Regions from separate parts of the Homo sapiens genome. Here region 1 is linked to region 2. Evidence: chromatin contacts called from ENCODE Hi-C data. All regions are on one chromosome and are shown on one strand. The core of a region is the stretch at or near the end of the contact, and the rest is flanking DNA. Distances in the headings are between cores, read along the strand shown. Region 1 holds the start of ALOXE3 (arachidonate epidermal lipoxygenase 3). Region 2 holds the start of TXNDC17 (thioredoxin domain containing 17).

The links. A loop is a pair of places that touch in the nucleus more often than their neighbours do. Pooled maps may share reads with other maps.
Region 1: a map with no recorded cell type shows a loop between it and region 2 (6-fold over the local background). The contact joins the promoter of ALOXE3 here to the promoter of TXNDC17 in region 2. A Hi-C loop is called at or near these places in 2 of 37 single-sample maps with no recorded cell type and 8 of 50 pooled maps.

Annotation. Positions count from the first base shown.
Region 1 is chr17:8,113,330-8,120,199 of GRCh38, reverse strand. It overlaps ALOXE3 (arachidonate epidermal lipoxygenase 3), which reads left to right and starts at 1,686. Exons shown (of 16, transcript NM_021628.3): 1 at 1,686-1,714; 2 at 1,897-2,356; 3 at 3,220-3,424; 4 at 4,512-4,593; 5 at 5,143-5,262; 6 at 5,591-5,716. The coding sequence starts at 2,210. TRK-TTT3-5 (tRNA-Lys (anticodon TTT) 3-5) reads right to left here and starts at 1,045; the gene lies at 973-1,045. TRQ-CTG1-5 (tRNA-Gln (anticodon CTG) 1-5) reads right to left here and starts at 448; the gene lies at 377-448. RefSeq lists silencers at 330-419, 550-599 and enhancers at 1,120-1,219, 1,370-1,439, 1,520-1,599, 1,321-2,520.
Region 2 is chr17:6,637,417-6,644,359 of GRCh38, reverse strand. TXNDC17 (thioredoxin domain containing 17) reads right to left here and starts at 3,300. Exons shown (of 4, transcript NM_032731.4): 1 at 3,133-3,300; 2 at 2,526-2,607; 3 at 2,036-2,111; 4 at 1-1,409. The coding sequence starts at 3,277. The coding sequence ends at 1,341. KIAA0753 reads left to right here and starts at 3,649. Exons shown (of 19, transcript NM_014804.3): 1 at 3,649-3,723. LOC122526780 reads left to right here and starts at 4,044. Exons shown (of 1, transcript NM_001396008.1): 1 at 4,044-6,943. The coding sequence starts at 4,044. It overlaps MED31 (mediator complex subunit 31), which reads left to right. Exons shown (of 4, transcript NM_016060.3): 4 at 1-1,049. RefSeq lists enhancers at 2,581-2,640, 2,841-3,110, 3,241-4,122, 5,021-5,090, 6,035-6,816 and 1 more.

The DNA.
Region 1 (6,870 bases), core at 437-2,936, 1.5 Mb before region 2:
CACCATCATCTTCCGTGTTTGGTCTTCCAGAGAGATCATAGGCCTGCATCCATCCCAGAAGCTAAGACCTGATGGTAACTGCTGAAGCAATATTTCGTTTCTTCATAACATCTCTATTATTTCGTTTCTTCATAACATCTCTATTTTAACATGTTTTCAAATGTTAGCTCAACTTCCAACATATTTAAATAATTTATTGTACGTTCTCTTAACACTGTGTTATAGGACTCAATTATCCGGTAGGAAAAGCACAAATAATTGGTAGTGTCCTAGTTTACTTTTTTTTTTTGTCGTATTATCTTGGGTCATAGGAGTATCCCCTCTGTGAAAATCAATTAACAATATTCAACATGCTGATATTAAAAGAAAAGCTTCAAGGTTCCACCGAGATTTGAACTCGGATCGCTGGATTCAGAGTCCAGAGTGCTAACCATTACACCATGGAACCTCCCTCGTGGTGTCTTTCAAGATTGTGTACATTACTGGACATTCTATTTTGCGTGTCTTCCACACCCGTCACTTAAAACGAAAACAAAACAAAGTCTGCTGTTGGATATGGTAGACACCGTTATCGAGCACTTGAAATATATGAATTCAGATGTATTGCCAGCTTCTAAATACACATCTTCTTTTGAAGGAAGGCTTTGTACAAACAAAAAGACTTAAAATTTCATTAATATTTTTAGAATGTTGATTATATGTTAAAATAAGATTTTGGTATATTAGGGTAAGTAAAATAGATCCGTGAAATTAATTTCGCTTGCTTTTTATTCTTTGTAATGTGGCTACCAGAAAATGTAAATTCGATAATACGGCTCGCGTTTGTACTGTTTTAAAGTATGTTTATTACCCTCCACCGTCGTTTGCTGTATTTTGTGGAAATCAAGTTTCTGTATCACCTAGCTTTAAAAACTAGTAACTATTTTTGTTACCATTTTATGCGAAGTGCGGTACCCAAAAGCAAAGACATGCCGCCCGAACAGGGACTTGAACCCTGGACCCTCAGATTAAAAGTCTGATGCTCTACCGACTGAGCTATCCGGGCTCTTCACGAGAGCTTTACTTTTTGCTTATAAGAGGGTTCTCTATAGGAAAAGCCAGGCTTGTAGAACCGACAGAGGATTTTATCTGTGCAGCATAGAATATTTTGGCACAGATTTGGAAGCAGCGGGTGAAGCTCGCCTGCTGCTGATTGAGCTTTTTCTGCCTCCCGTTCTTAGAGCCCCCGCCGAGGCTGCGACGCAGGGACTGTACCATAGTAGAGGCTGGAACAGTGCGGCGCCGGAACCGGCCGCGCGGGGCCGCTGCGGGCTATGGGCTTCTCTGAGAGGTTCCTCCCCAGTCCCTAGTGGCCCAGATCCCGGACACCTGGGCTCCCGCCCAGGATCCTGCAGGCCCAGGGCGGTCCTGGAGCGGAAAGAATGCCACGCGGGGCATTCAGACCCTGTTTGCCGGCGCTGTATTTCGCTTTCCTGACCTGCCCTACTCCAGAGCAGAGAATGAGGTCGGGCGTGCCAAAGGCTGGGGACAAAGAGGGCCATGCGTGGGGGGATCGGTGTATGGGGTGACAGGGAGCTGTTCCTGACCATTTGACATGTGCTGGAATGCGTGTGCGACTCACCTGCGTGTGGCTGCAGTCACGTGTGATTTATGACCAAGTGCAACTCTCCACTGTTTAGTGATTCACACGGATGATTCACACGTAGGAATGCAGGTGCCCTGTGCTCATCTCTGCCTGGGAATGGGGAGGAACAGATCTTGGGGGACATTGGGGAGTGGGCGGACAAGCACTCCAGGGCATCAGTCCGGGCCGCTGACCAGGCGGAGGGCAGTGTCCCAATTATACAGGCGTTACCTCCTTTTCTCCATCTCAGCATCTGATCCCTCCCTCCGCAGTGGAACCCAGGCTCCTGATATCCATCTGGGTGAGCCAGCCAGAGGGACCGGCTGTGTCAGAGGCAAGCAAACAAGTATTAGAGTGCAAGACTGTGGGCGGAGAGAGGAAGCCCGAGCCGCCAGCAGGGAGCTTCGGAGAGAGAAAGCCCAGGAACATCCCAGAGAGAGCTGGGCCCATCCTCAGCCCTACCCAGCCCCGCAGCCCCTAGCCCTCCGCCCAGAAACCCAGCCCTGTCCGGCGTGCCGCTCTTCTCCTCCAGGCCGGCTGCTGCTGCGGCCAGCGTTGCCGGGGCATCCCTTCCTCCTTCCCATCATGGCAGTGTACCGCCTGTGTGTGACCACTGGTCCCTACCTGAGGGCCGGCACACTGGACAACATCTCTGTCACACTGGTGGGCACGTGTGGTGAAAGCCCCAAGCAGCGGCTAGATCGAATGGGCAGGGACTTCGCCCCTGGATCGGTGAGTACAAAGGAGACAGGGAAGCGCGACCTCAGAGGGGCAGGGGCCGCAGGCGGGAGGAGTATTCCTCCTGGACTCTTGAGATCCTGCTGAACTCAGGATACCGGCCCTGACCTCCTCACCTTCCCTATTGAGGTCCCTGTCTTTCCTGGAGATGATGAACTCCATCCAGGCAGGACTGTGGAGAGGAAGGAGCGTTGGACAGGGAGTAGAGGGACTTCCCCTGGCTCCTAAACTCCTCCCATAATTGACCGTGGGCTTTGGGCAAGTCGCTTCCCCTCTCTGAGCCTGGGTTTCCTCTTATCGAGGGGATCTGCCTGCCTCTGCCAGCCCCAGGTGGCCTCCACAAGAGTTCCCAGCCGGCCTAGGAAGCTAGTGAAATGCAGTGCCCACTGTGCTCGGGCACCTTTTTCTTTTCTTTTTGAGATGGAGTTTTGCTCTTGTTGCCCAGGCTGGAGGGCAGTGGTGTGATCTCAGGTCACTGCAACCTCCACCTCCCGGGTTTAAGCGATTCTCCTGCCTCAGCCTCCCAAGTAGCTGGGATTACAGGCGCCTGCCACGACGCCCGACTAATTTTTTGTATTTTTAGTAGAGAAGCGGTTTCATCGGGCAGGCTGGTCTCAAACTCCTGACCTCAGGTGATCCACCCGCCTCGGCCTCCCAAAGTGTTAGGATTACAGGCGTGAGCCACCTCTCCCGGCCCGGGGAAGCTTTTTCTAATTCATACAAAAGCCCGGTATGGGCTGGGAGCAGCTCAGGTTTGTATGCCCGAATAGGCTTAGGTGTAGATGCATCTTGCAAGGCGCAAGGACCGCCTTGGCAGTTCCCCGCCTCTCACCTGCTTGCTGTCTTGGTCCCCTCAGGTACAGAAGTACAAGGTGCGTTGCACAGCGGAGCTGGGTGAGCTCTTGCTGCTGCGTGTACACAAGGAGCGCTACGCTTTCTTCCGCAAGGACTCTTGGTACTGTAGCCGCATCTGTGTCACCGAACCGGATGGTAGTGTATCCCACTTCCCCTGCTATCAGTGGATTGAAGGCTACTGCACCGTGGAGCTGAGGCCAGGAACAGGTGGGCCAGAGACGAGGACTACACTGTACTGCAGAAGGTGTCCTTTGGGATTAGGAGTGGGGTCTCACAGAGCCCCAGAGTATAGGGAATAAGATTGAGGTCAGAAACTCTGGGCTCCCAAGTAGATGTTTTCTGAAAAAAGGGAGCCTCTCAAGCCCTGAAATGCGAGGGTTTTGCAGACGGTATTGACTCTTCTGGAGACTCACATAGACACATACACTCATATAGGCAGGCACCCTTCTCTCATACACATAGGAAGCACTTTGCTTTCCACAGCCTCCCTCTGCACTTCTCCAGAGTGAGTTCCTCCAGACCCCAGAGAGGAACTAACCTGCACCCTGAGTCATTAGATTTTAACAGGTAGAGAAGCCCTGGCTGCTCAGAGATTTTAGCTGGAGAGGCCCCATTCCCTCCCCTACTACTAGCTTTTCTAGTGTGGATGAGGTCCCTGAGAGGTGCTGCTAGGATTCCTTGTTGAATTTCTGGGGCCTTCTGCAGATGCTGGGCTTGAGCATCTTCAGTTTCCAGAGCTATCTGATCTGGAGAGGCAACAGTAGGGCTGCTCTGGGTGTTGGGAGGAGGCTCAGGATGAAGGAGGGATATTCTAGGTCAAAGTGAGGCAAATGAATATTACCCCATGGTCCGTAATAAGTTTTCCATAGACCTCACTATAAACTCTCATCCATCTCCACAGCACATCCATCCATAGCTTCACAAAATATATTTGTTCATCAGTCATTTAAAGTGCATCTTATACACATGGTGCCAGGCACCATGCTAGAAGCCGGGAATACAGAAGAAGAAAAAGAAGAAAAAGGAATACAAGACGACTTCTGCCCTCAGGGAGTTTATAGTCTGGAGGGGAGATAAACATGCCAACAATTGGGAAGATTGCTATAATTTGGGGGTGAAGCTGTCTTGAATCCCTTCTACTGATGAATACACAAAGAACGTGGGGGCACCGCCACGTGTTTCACAGGGATGTGGCTGTCGGATTGGGTTCAAGGGTCAGGGGGTTCAGGCAAGGTTTGCAGAAGATGTTGTTGGAAAAGAGACTTATACCAAGAGTAATTTTCATTCCCCACAGCAAGAACTATTTGTCAGGACTCTCTTCCCCTCCTCCTGGATCACAGGACACGGGAGCTCCGGGCCCGACAAGAATGCTACCGGTGAGGGTGGCCTAATTTGACTTCTTTCCCCATCTTTATCCTGACCTCAGTCTTAATCAGATTGTTCCTAACTCTAACCTCATTCTCAACCTTGGGTGCCTAGCTTGGATCAGGACTCTTATTTGGACCTAACCCCACTTTAATAGTGACCCTGAATCTGAACTGAGAACACCAATAGTAACAGTTGTCCCAACACCACCAATGAATCCATACTCAGCCCTCAACTGTCCCTGATGTAACCCAGATCCCAATATCAGAAGTGACCTGAAGTATCCACCAATCTCAGTCCTTTCTCAGCCTCCCCCACTAAACCGGCCATGATTTTAATCTCAACACAAACCCATCTCTAACCCAGTGTGGGCATTAATGCCATCCTTAAATGCTACCCTATGTGAAGCCAGTGCTTTCATGGAGAAATGTCCAATTCCTTGTCACTCATCCAGAAAGTAGGTGGTTTTTGAAGTTTTAATCTGAAGCCGTGTCTTTAAAGCTAAGACTTGTGTTTATCCCGAGCATGACCTGCCACCTCTGACCTCTTTCCCTCGGAAGCTGGAAGATCTATGCCCCTGGCTTCCCCTGCATGGTAGACGTCAACAGCTTTCAGGAGATGGAGTCAGACAAGAAATTTGCCTTGACAAAGACGACAACTTGTGTAGACCAGGGTGACAGGTGAAGATTAAAGCTTGGGAAGGAGGGGAAAGGAAGTCAAGTGGAAGGTCTGTCGGGAGGATGGGGTCCTGATAGCCAGGAAGGAGGGGTAGGGGTCTATGACAATGCAGTTTCATTCAAGCATCAGGATGGGAGATGGCCCCAAAGGGTCTGGCACAGGGGACAAGAGTGAGGAGGTTATTTTAGCTCAGGAGCAGAGAGGGCAGGGGAGGAGCCGGGAGTAAGAGAGACCCAGGGACTTGGAAGGCAGGAAAGAGGGAAGGAGTTGAGCAGCTGGGCTTCAGGGCCCACTGACTGGTTTCTGTCTTTCTACTCCCCCGACCCCCAGCAGTGGGAATCGGTACCTGCCCGGCTTCCCCATGAAAATTGACATCCCATCCCTGATGTACATGGAGCCCAATGTTCGATACTCAGCCACCAAGACGATCTCGCTGCTCTTCAATGCCATCCCTGCGTAAGGCCATTGTCCCTCTAATGAACATCTTACATCTCTGCCCATCCATCCCCCTCCCCGTGCTCCCAGACTGCCCCTTCTCCCTATTCCCAGTATCCCCTCTCCCTGCCCCAGTCCCTCCTCTCTGGACTCATTCCCTCTCCCTGCCCCACAGTCTTCCCTCTCTACATGCCCCCTGCCCCCTTCCTGCCCTTGTCTCCCCCTTGTGCTCCCCAGTTCCCCTCTCCCTGCCCCCAGACTCCTCAGCCTCTGCTTTCATGATTGAACTCCTCGTGGTTTTCCCACCCACTGGGTGTTAATTGGGCCCCCAGCGAGTGTGTGTGCAGTGAGTGAGTGAGTGCTTAGGAGCCCAGGTGACATCGTTCCTGGGCCTGTCCGATCATTCATCCCCCCTTGCCACCCTCCCTTCCCCAGGTGCCCACACTTTTCAGGGCACATCACTTTTTTTTTTTTTTTTTGAGACGGAGTTTCACTCCTGTCGCCCAGGCTGGAGTGCAGTGCCGCGATCTCGGCTCACCGCAACCTCTGCCTCCTGGGTTCAAGCGATTCTCCTGCCTCAGCCTCCTGAGTAGCTGGGACTACAGGCAGGTGCCACCATGCCGGCTAATTTTGTATTTTTAGTAGAGATGGGGTTTCTTCATGTTGGTTAGGCTGGTCTCAAACTCCCGACCTCAGGTGATCCATCTGCCTTTGCCTCCCAAAGTGCTGGGATTACAGGCATGAGCCACCACGCCCAGCCCACACATCTTTATACATCCTATGTTATTGACCTATTGCCACACGCCTACTTGTTCCATGTTCCATTCCTTTTGTTGTTGTTGTTGTTGTTTTGAGACGGAGTCTCACTCTGTTGCTCAGGCTGGAGTGCAGTGGCTCGATCTTGGCTCACTGCAGTCTCCACTTCCTGGGTTCAAGCAATTCTCCCACCTCAGCCTCCCGAGTAGCTGGGATTACAGAGATGCACCACCACGCCTGGCTAATTTTTGCATTTTTAGTAGAGACGGGGTTTCACCATGTTGGCCAGGCTGGTCTCGAACTCCTGACCTCAGGTGATCGGCCCATCTTGGCCTCCCAAAGTGCTGGGATTATAGGCGTGAGCCACCGCATCTGGCCTCCATTCCCTTTCCTTTGATTCAGCTTATTTAGTGAGTGCA
Region 2 (6,943 bases), core at 2,051-4,550:
CCCCTAGAACCTTTAGTGTGCTTTTTCATCCAACTTTTTATTGTTAATAGACTATTTCTGTTAAACCTGAATTGTTCTTTGATTTCCCTGTGGATTTGTAAGGTGTTTTTCTTTTTTACGCATTTAGCATAATCAGCTGATTAAGAATGGAAAAGTTAGGTGCTTTAGACCAAATAAGGCACTGGGGCATGGGGTAGGGGTGGGCCACCAAGTATACTGAATTCTAAGGCTAGCTGTTCCTGACATATAGTAGGGCAAGACCATCTCCTGGAACCTTACTGTCTCAGATCAACTACTCTACCACTCTACTCTAAGATGTAGTGAGAGTAGCGGAGTCACTGACCTCTTTAAATCATAGGACAGGAACTGCATAAAGGTTCTTGAATTCTGCAGGACAGGAAATAACTGTATTACCTGCTTTGCAAGGTGGCTTTAAGAATCACTGAATCACTGTGGCCTCACTTGACCTAGTCATGGCAGGACAACTAGTGGTTAGTTACTAACTGGACTCTTGACTTTAGAACAAACATGAGGAGCCTCAAATACTTGTGTTCATTTGGGAAAGCTACCATTGATTTGGGAGGTACCACAAACCAGGTGCTATGTTAAGTGCTTCCTTGAATTCTCATTTTATTCTAAGAACCTTGTTTATAGAAGAGAAAACTGAGGTTTGGACGGGGTGAGTAACTTGCCTGTGGTTACACAGCTAGTAAGTGGTAGAGTCAGTGTGACTGACTCCCAGCTTGGAGTTCTTCCCAGAACTGGGTTATAGAGTCTTTCCGGCCGCTCTCCGCCACCTGCCTCATCCCAAGTAAAGCACATTGAGACAGCTGCAAAACAAACTGCTTCTAGTGCTCAGGAGTCTGTTTTTTATTAAACAAAACAAAACTGCCTGAATTAAGCAGAGGCTAGATTAGAGGTCATGTGCTTTCCTTCAGTGGTGAGGTTAGGTTCTACATTCCAAAATCAAAGAAGGGGTTTCAGGAATATCATCAGTTGCTTTGCAGATGGAGATAACTTAAAATAAAAGATACTGATCTTTTGAGAGATTTGGAAGGTGTGCTCTGCACCTTTAGGAGTTTTTAGGTATTTCCGTCACCTTCAAGAATACGTTCCTTTGAGCCTTTACTGCTATTTCTGAAGACTTCTTTATATCTTAAAAATATCCATGTATTACAGGCAAACTAAAGGTTCATGGGCATTTTAATAGCACTCTATTGTTTAGACACATGCCAGTTTTTTTAACATCATTTATTGCTAACATGAATTCAAAGCAAGTATACAGTTTATTGATACTAGAACAAATCAGGACATCAAGACATGATTGCCATCCTAAAATCTTAATCTTCAGAGAACAACATTTCCACCAGGTTGGCCTGAAGACACTCAGATTCTACCAGTTTTTGAGGCTGTAAGAGAAAAACAGTCAAATCTTCACTACTTCTATAAAACGTTATTAGGAGTGGAATGAGTTCTGCCTTGAATGACACTCATCTTTGAACACAGAAATTACGCAATTCAGAAACTATCATCTAGTTATAACAAGTTTTATGAAAGAATCAATATATTTGCTGTAAGATGAATCACTAACATACTTGGCTCAAGAGACTTAAACCCCAAATACCAGGAAGCTCCACAGACTAAAACAGGAGACAGCAAGCCCAGTGCCCTCTTCTTCCCCTCAACTCTTTAATTTAGGATCCCAGGGGCATGACTGAACTAGAAGAGATGCCCTTACTTTTTAACCAGAATTATGAATTAAACAGAAAACAACTGTTGATGCAAATGTTTTAAGGAATTATGAGTCAACCTACTTTCTGGTTTTTTAAGAGTGACTTAACATGAAAAAGACCTAATAGCTAGATATTTACATTATCAGTTTATTGGGATTGGCCATAGGAATGGACTTTCAGCAGCACTCTGAACAACAATGGAATTGAGATGAAATGTCAAGATCTTTTCAAATCTGGATCCACAGCAAGTTAAAAGAGTTCTGACAGTGAATTACAGGCCCAGCATATTTAAAGATACTTACTGTTCCATACTTAAGTAGTGTAGGCACTGCTGTTACTTTCAAGTTTTTTCTGAAGTCATTATTTGGATCTTTCCAACTATTCGAAAAGAAAAAGTGATCATGAAAAAAATTTACTTGGTTTATTACAGTTTGCTTAATATTTGACATAGTCCTACATTTAATTTTTTAGTAATCACTGTTCTTGCAAACACTTAAAAAACCTTGCGGACTATGGCTTAATCTACTAATTACCCTGTGCAAAGTTTCAAAGTGTGACTAAGATATAAAAGTAAAGCCAGCTAAGTTCTGGGCTTACACCAGACCAAATTCGTTGAATTACCCTTACTTAATTCAGGTGGGCATTTTAAATTTGTATTTAATAGCTTCTAATTGTTTAACTTGTCAGACATTACCTTGTAAGACAAACTGGGTAAGTAAGTCCCTGAGGCCCTTCCCGCCTAAGTATGCAATTTGTGCACGTCTGCGAGGTAGATTATACATTGCCACTTACTAAGGCTTTTCTCCTACTTGGCAGTAGATGAACACACATCCTTCACTAATGTGCTTCAGCCCCTCTCGTACGACTGGTTCAGCTTTAAAAAAAGTTGAGATAAAATAATCGCACGTCAACTCTACAATCAGGCACGTATAAACTGTGTTCTTTCCCCCTTCCCCCAGTCTTGGTAAGCACTCAGACTTTAACCTGCAGCTAACTGAAGAGGTCAACACAAGTCAGGTGTTCCCTTCTGGTCTTAGAGCCACGTTAAGGGTAAGGACCAAATCCCAGTCCCGATTTGCCCCTGCACCACCGCGCCCGTAACAATGGAAAGCACATGTATTTGCTGACCAACTCACGTATCCTGTAAGACACTAATGGTACTGGGGGAGTGAGAAGTTTTAAGGAACTAGATTCCAAGATCATCCGGGTAAGGTGGTAAAAGGAAGAGCGCTCTTGGCAGGGCGGGGTAGGATTTAATAGAAGGAGACTTGGGGACAGCTCAGATTGCTCCGCGGATGTCTGGAACCAAGACTCTGCCTCCGCTAAGCCCCCCTTCTGGCCGTAGGCTCGACCTTCCTGCCATTTCCATTGGACAGCAGCCCCCGAATCCCGGCCTCACCCTGCACGCAGTCGGGGCACCAGCTTTTCCCCCCGGCGTCCTTAGAACCCGTAAAGTAGGCGAAAATGGTCTTGCCATTGTGCTGTTCCACGGCCCGGTGGAACTCCTCGAAGCCGGACACGCTCACCTCCTCATAGCGGGCCATTGGCACGACGTGCAGCCGCTACTGGAGGAGTGCACGTCCGGTCGCCGCGGTTGGGTCCCGCGTAGGCGGGGCGAGGCTGTTTCCGGGTGGGCAAGAGAGGGCGGAGCCTGCGGAAGCCAGCGCCGCTAAAGACTACGGGAGCCTCTGACGACCACAATCCATCCGCATGGCTTTTTGCTCTAGTTCCTCAGATCTTTCTGCGCTAGCTGCACTCCCAAGCCCAGGCTTAGATCTACCCTAATCTAGTCCCAGCCCCGACCTCATGGACACTGGCTGCAAAACTTACCGCCTTGCAACACCTGGATCCTTAAATAGTTCAGGGCCTCAAAGGCTCCCAAGCCGCCCTGCGCCTGTTGCTATGGCGACTGGGCAGGCGGCCGGAAGCGCGGCCTTGTTGGGGGCCCCCGTTGCCCGCCTCCCAGTAGCCGCGCCTCACCCTAGGCCAGGTGGGCTCGGGCCGGGGCTGGGGGGGATTCTGGGAAGCCGCATAGAGTCATGGACTTGGGGGAGAGGAGATCTGACTCGGAAAGCCTTTGTTGCTTTGTCCCCCCAGTTACCTTTTCTGCCGTCTAGGCTTTACGGGGGCCTGGGACTGGGGGCGGGTTCCCGAGACTGGGCGGGGGTGGGATGGGTGAGGGGCTCGGAGGGAGAAAGGCTGCAAGGCCGGAGCGGAGTGTGTGAGTGCGTGTGTGGAGCAGCTTAGGGAGCGAGGTGCTAAGACATCCCCCAGGGCCGCGGTAGGGAGGAAGGGAACTGCCCTGGAGCTATGAGCCGGGAGACTCGCCGTGGGGCCTTGCCCAGGCTGCGCCGGGGAGAGCAGGCGGCTAAGATGCCGGGTCGCTGCGTGGGGCCCAGCAGGTCGGGGCGGGGGGTTCGGCGGCCGTGGGGGAAGAGACGGGGCGCAGGGACGTCCCGAGGCCGTGGAGCAAGGCGCCGGGCGAAGCCCTCGGAGTGGGAGACGCGCTGTGTGAGTGCAGAAAGGCCACAGGGCCGTCAGCGGCCATGGGGGACGAGACAAGCGGCGGAGACAGCCGACGCCGCCGGGGCGAATGAGGCTTTGGGAGCTCCTGGGACCCCAGGCTCCATCGAGGCTGCAAGGGACCCTGGGGCTGTGTGGGTGAACGGGGCTGTGGGGGAGCCCGAGGTGGTGGGGCTTGCCGGGGCTGTGTGGGTGACCGGGTCTGGGGAGGAGGAGACCGAAGATAGAAGTCCCCGGGGCTGCGAGAGAAAAGGTCGCCCGGGATCTCTGGGCCATGAGAGCATTCTGCACCTGTGGCTGAAGGTGCAGGCTATGAGGGCCGCCTCGGGATGTGGGGAAGGAAGTAGAGTCGAGCTCCATCCCGTGCCTGCAGGAGAGGGACCTGTCGAAAGGGGTGTTCCTGGCCGAGCTTCCTGGGTAGAGACAAGCCGCGGCGGTCTTACAGGGCCCTGGGTGAAGGAACAGGCAAGGGGGATCCCTCGGGCCCCCTCAGGGCCCACAGCTCTGGGCTTAGGGGCAGCTTACGAGAGAGCCTTAGGCTTCTGTGGACAGGGACAGGCTGGGAGGGTGCCTCCTGCGAGTGTGCCTGGGGCTTTGGCGTCAAGTTCTGAAATGGCCCCGCACCTGTGGAGGGGAGAAGCTGTGGGGGTTCCTGAGACTGGGGAGGAGATAGGCTATGGGTTTGTCTCAGGCCCTTGTGAAAAAGAACAGACTATGGGCGAGCCTGGGACCGTGGGGTGGACTGGGGCTGTGGGAGCGCCCAGAGCCATGGAGGGAGAGCTCGGCTGTGGCGGTGCTGCAGGTCTGTGGGGGAGAGGACAGTCCCCGCAGATTCCTGGGGCTCTGACACATGAAGCAGTCTGTGGGGCCACCCCTGGCGTATGGGGGAGGGGACAGGCTGTGGGGGTGTCCGATGCTGTGGAGGAGGAGCCTACTTCTGTGGGTGCCGCAGGTGTGTGTTACAGGAGACAGGCTGTGGAGGAGACAGACTCTGTGGGTATGCCCGGCCCGTGGGGCACAGGATACTCTGTTGGGGTGCCCTGTGCTGCTGAAGAGGAAACTAGATGTGGAGGTGACCCAGGGTTCAGGGAAAGGGGACAGCCTGTGTGGGTGGAGACAGGCTCTGGGGGTGATCCAGGGTCACGGGGAGCTGCGCAGACTGCAGAGTCATCATGTCCTGGGGAGCAGGCAGCAGGTTCTGGGGGTGCCCCAGGCCTGTGGGGGATACAACAGGCTACAGGGGTACCCAGGGCCTTGGGGAAGGACACGGGCTGTGTGAGTGTCCCAGGGCTGTGGGGAGCGGGACAGATGGTAAGGGTGCCCCAGGCTGTGGTGGTACCTGGAGCCCTGGGAGAAGAGCTGAGCCACAGCGGGGGCCTGGGCCTGTGGGACGGACAGCAAGCTCTTGGGGGGCCCCCAGCCGAGGCAGTGCCTGGGCTTGGAGAGGAGACCTGTAGTGGGAATGTTCTGAGCCCGTGGGAAAGGAGGCAGGCTGTGGGGGAGCCAGAGAGTCTGGGGCCTCCAGCTTTAGGGGTCCCTGGGTCAGTGGATCAGGAGGCTGGCTGTGGAGATGTTGCATGTCAGTGTGGGAGGAGGCAGGCTGTGGGGGTGTCTGAGACGGTGGGCATACCCAGGGCAGCAGATGTGCCCCGGCAGGGGTGTGCCGCAGCAGGGGTCCTCATGGCAATGGGTGTGCCCGGCTCTGGAAAGGTGCCTGCCAGAGTGCCTGCTGCTGTGTGGGCGTCTGGTCCTGTGTGTCAGGAAGGCAGCTCTAGAGACATTTTGAACCTGTGGGAAAGGACTCGGGCTGCCAGAATATCTGTGGCTTCGGGGGGACCCGTGGCTCGGGAGGAGCTGTGGTCTGGCGGGGAGGAATCCGTGGCTTCAGGGGGACCCGTGGCTCAGGAGGAGCTGTGGTCAGGCGGGGAGGAATCCGTGGCTTCAGGGGGACACGTGGCTCGGGAGAAGCTGTGGTCTGGCGGGGAGGATTGTGGTTCTGGGGCCTTCCCGGGCCCATGGGGGAGGAGACAGACTATTGGGGTTCCTGTGGTGCCTGAGGGGCCTGGGCTTGGGGGGGAGACTGACTCTGGGGGTATCCCAAGACCCTGGGGACAGAGACAGAGGGTCAGGGCTCCTGTGGCCACCGAAGTCCTTCTGGCTCCTAGGGTGCCTGGTTCTGTGGAGCTGGAGCCTGGTGATGGAGGCTTTTCAGGCTTGTCAGGGAGGCAGCAAACTGCAGGAATGCCTGGCACTGTGGGGCTGTCTGCAGCTAGTGGGGTGCCCGTGGCTCCCAGGGTGCCTAGGCCTGTGCAAGAGGAAACTGGCTCAGAATTGTGGGGTGAAAGAGAGACAGTGGGCGGACCTGCAGATGCCAAGGGTCCCACAAGGATGGAGGTGCCCACCTCGACCAGGATGCCTGGGCCCATGGCGGAGAAGACTGGCTCTGGGGGTGTCTCAGGTTTGTTGGGAGGCAGACAGACTACAGGAGTGTCCATGGCTGTGGGGCTGCTGGGGTCTGTGGGGGAGGGGACCATCTTTGAGCATGTCTCTGGCCTGTCTGGAAGAAGGCAGACTGCTGGGAGGCCTGTGGCTGCTAGAGGTTCCATGGCCGTGGGAGTGCCCACAGCTCCCGGGCTTCCAGGGCCAATGGTAGGGGATACGGGCTCTGGGGATGACGGCTCAGGCAT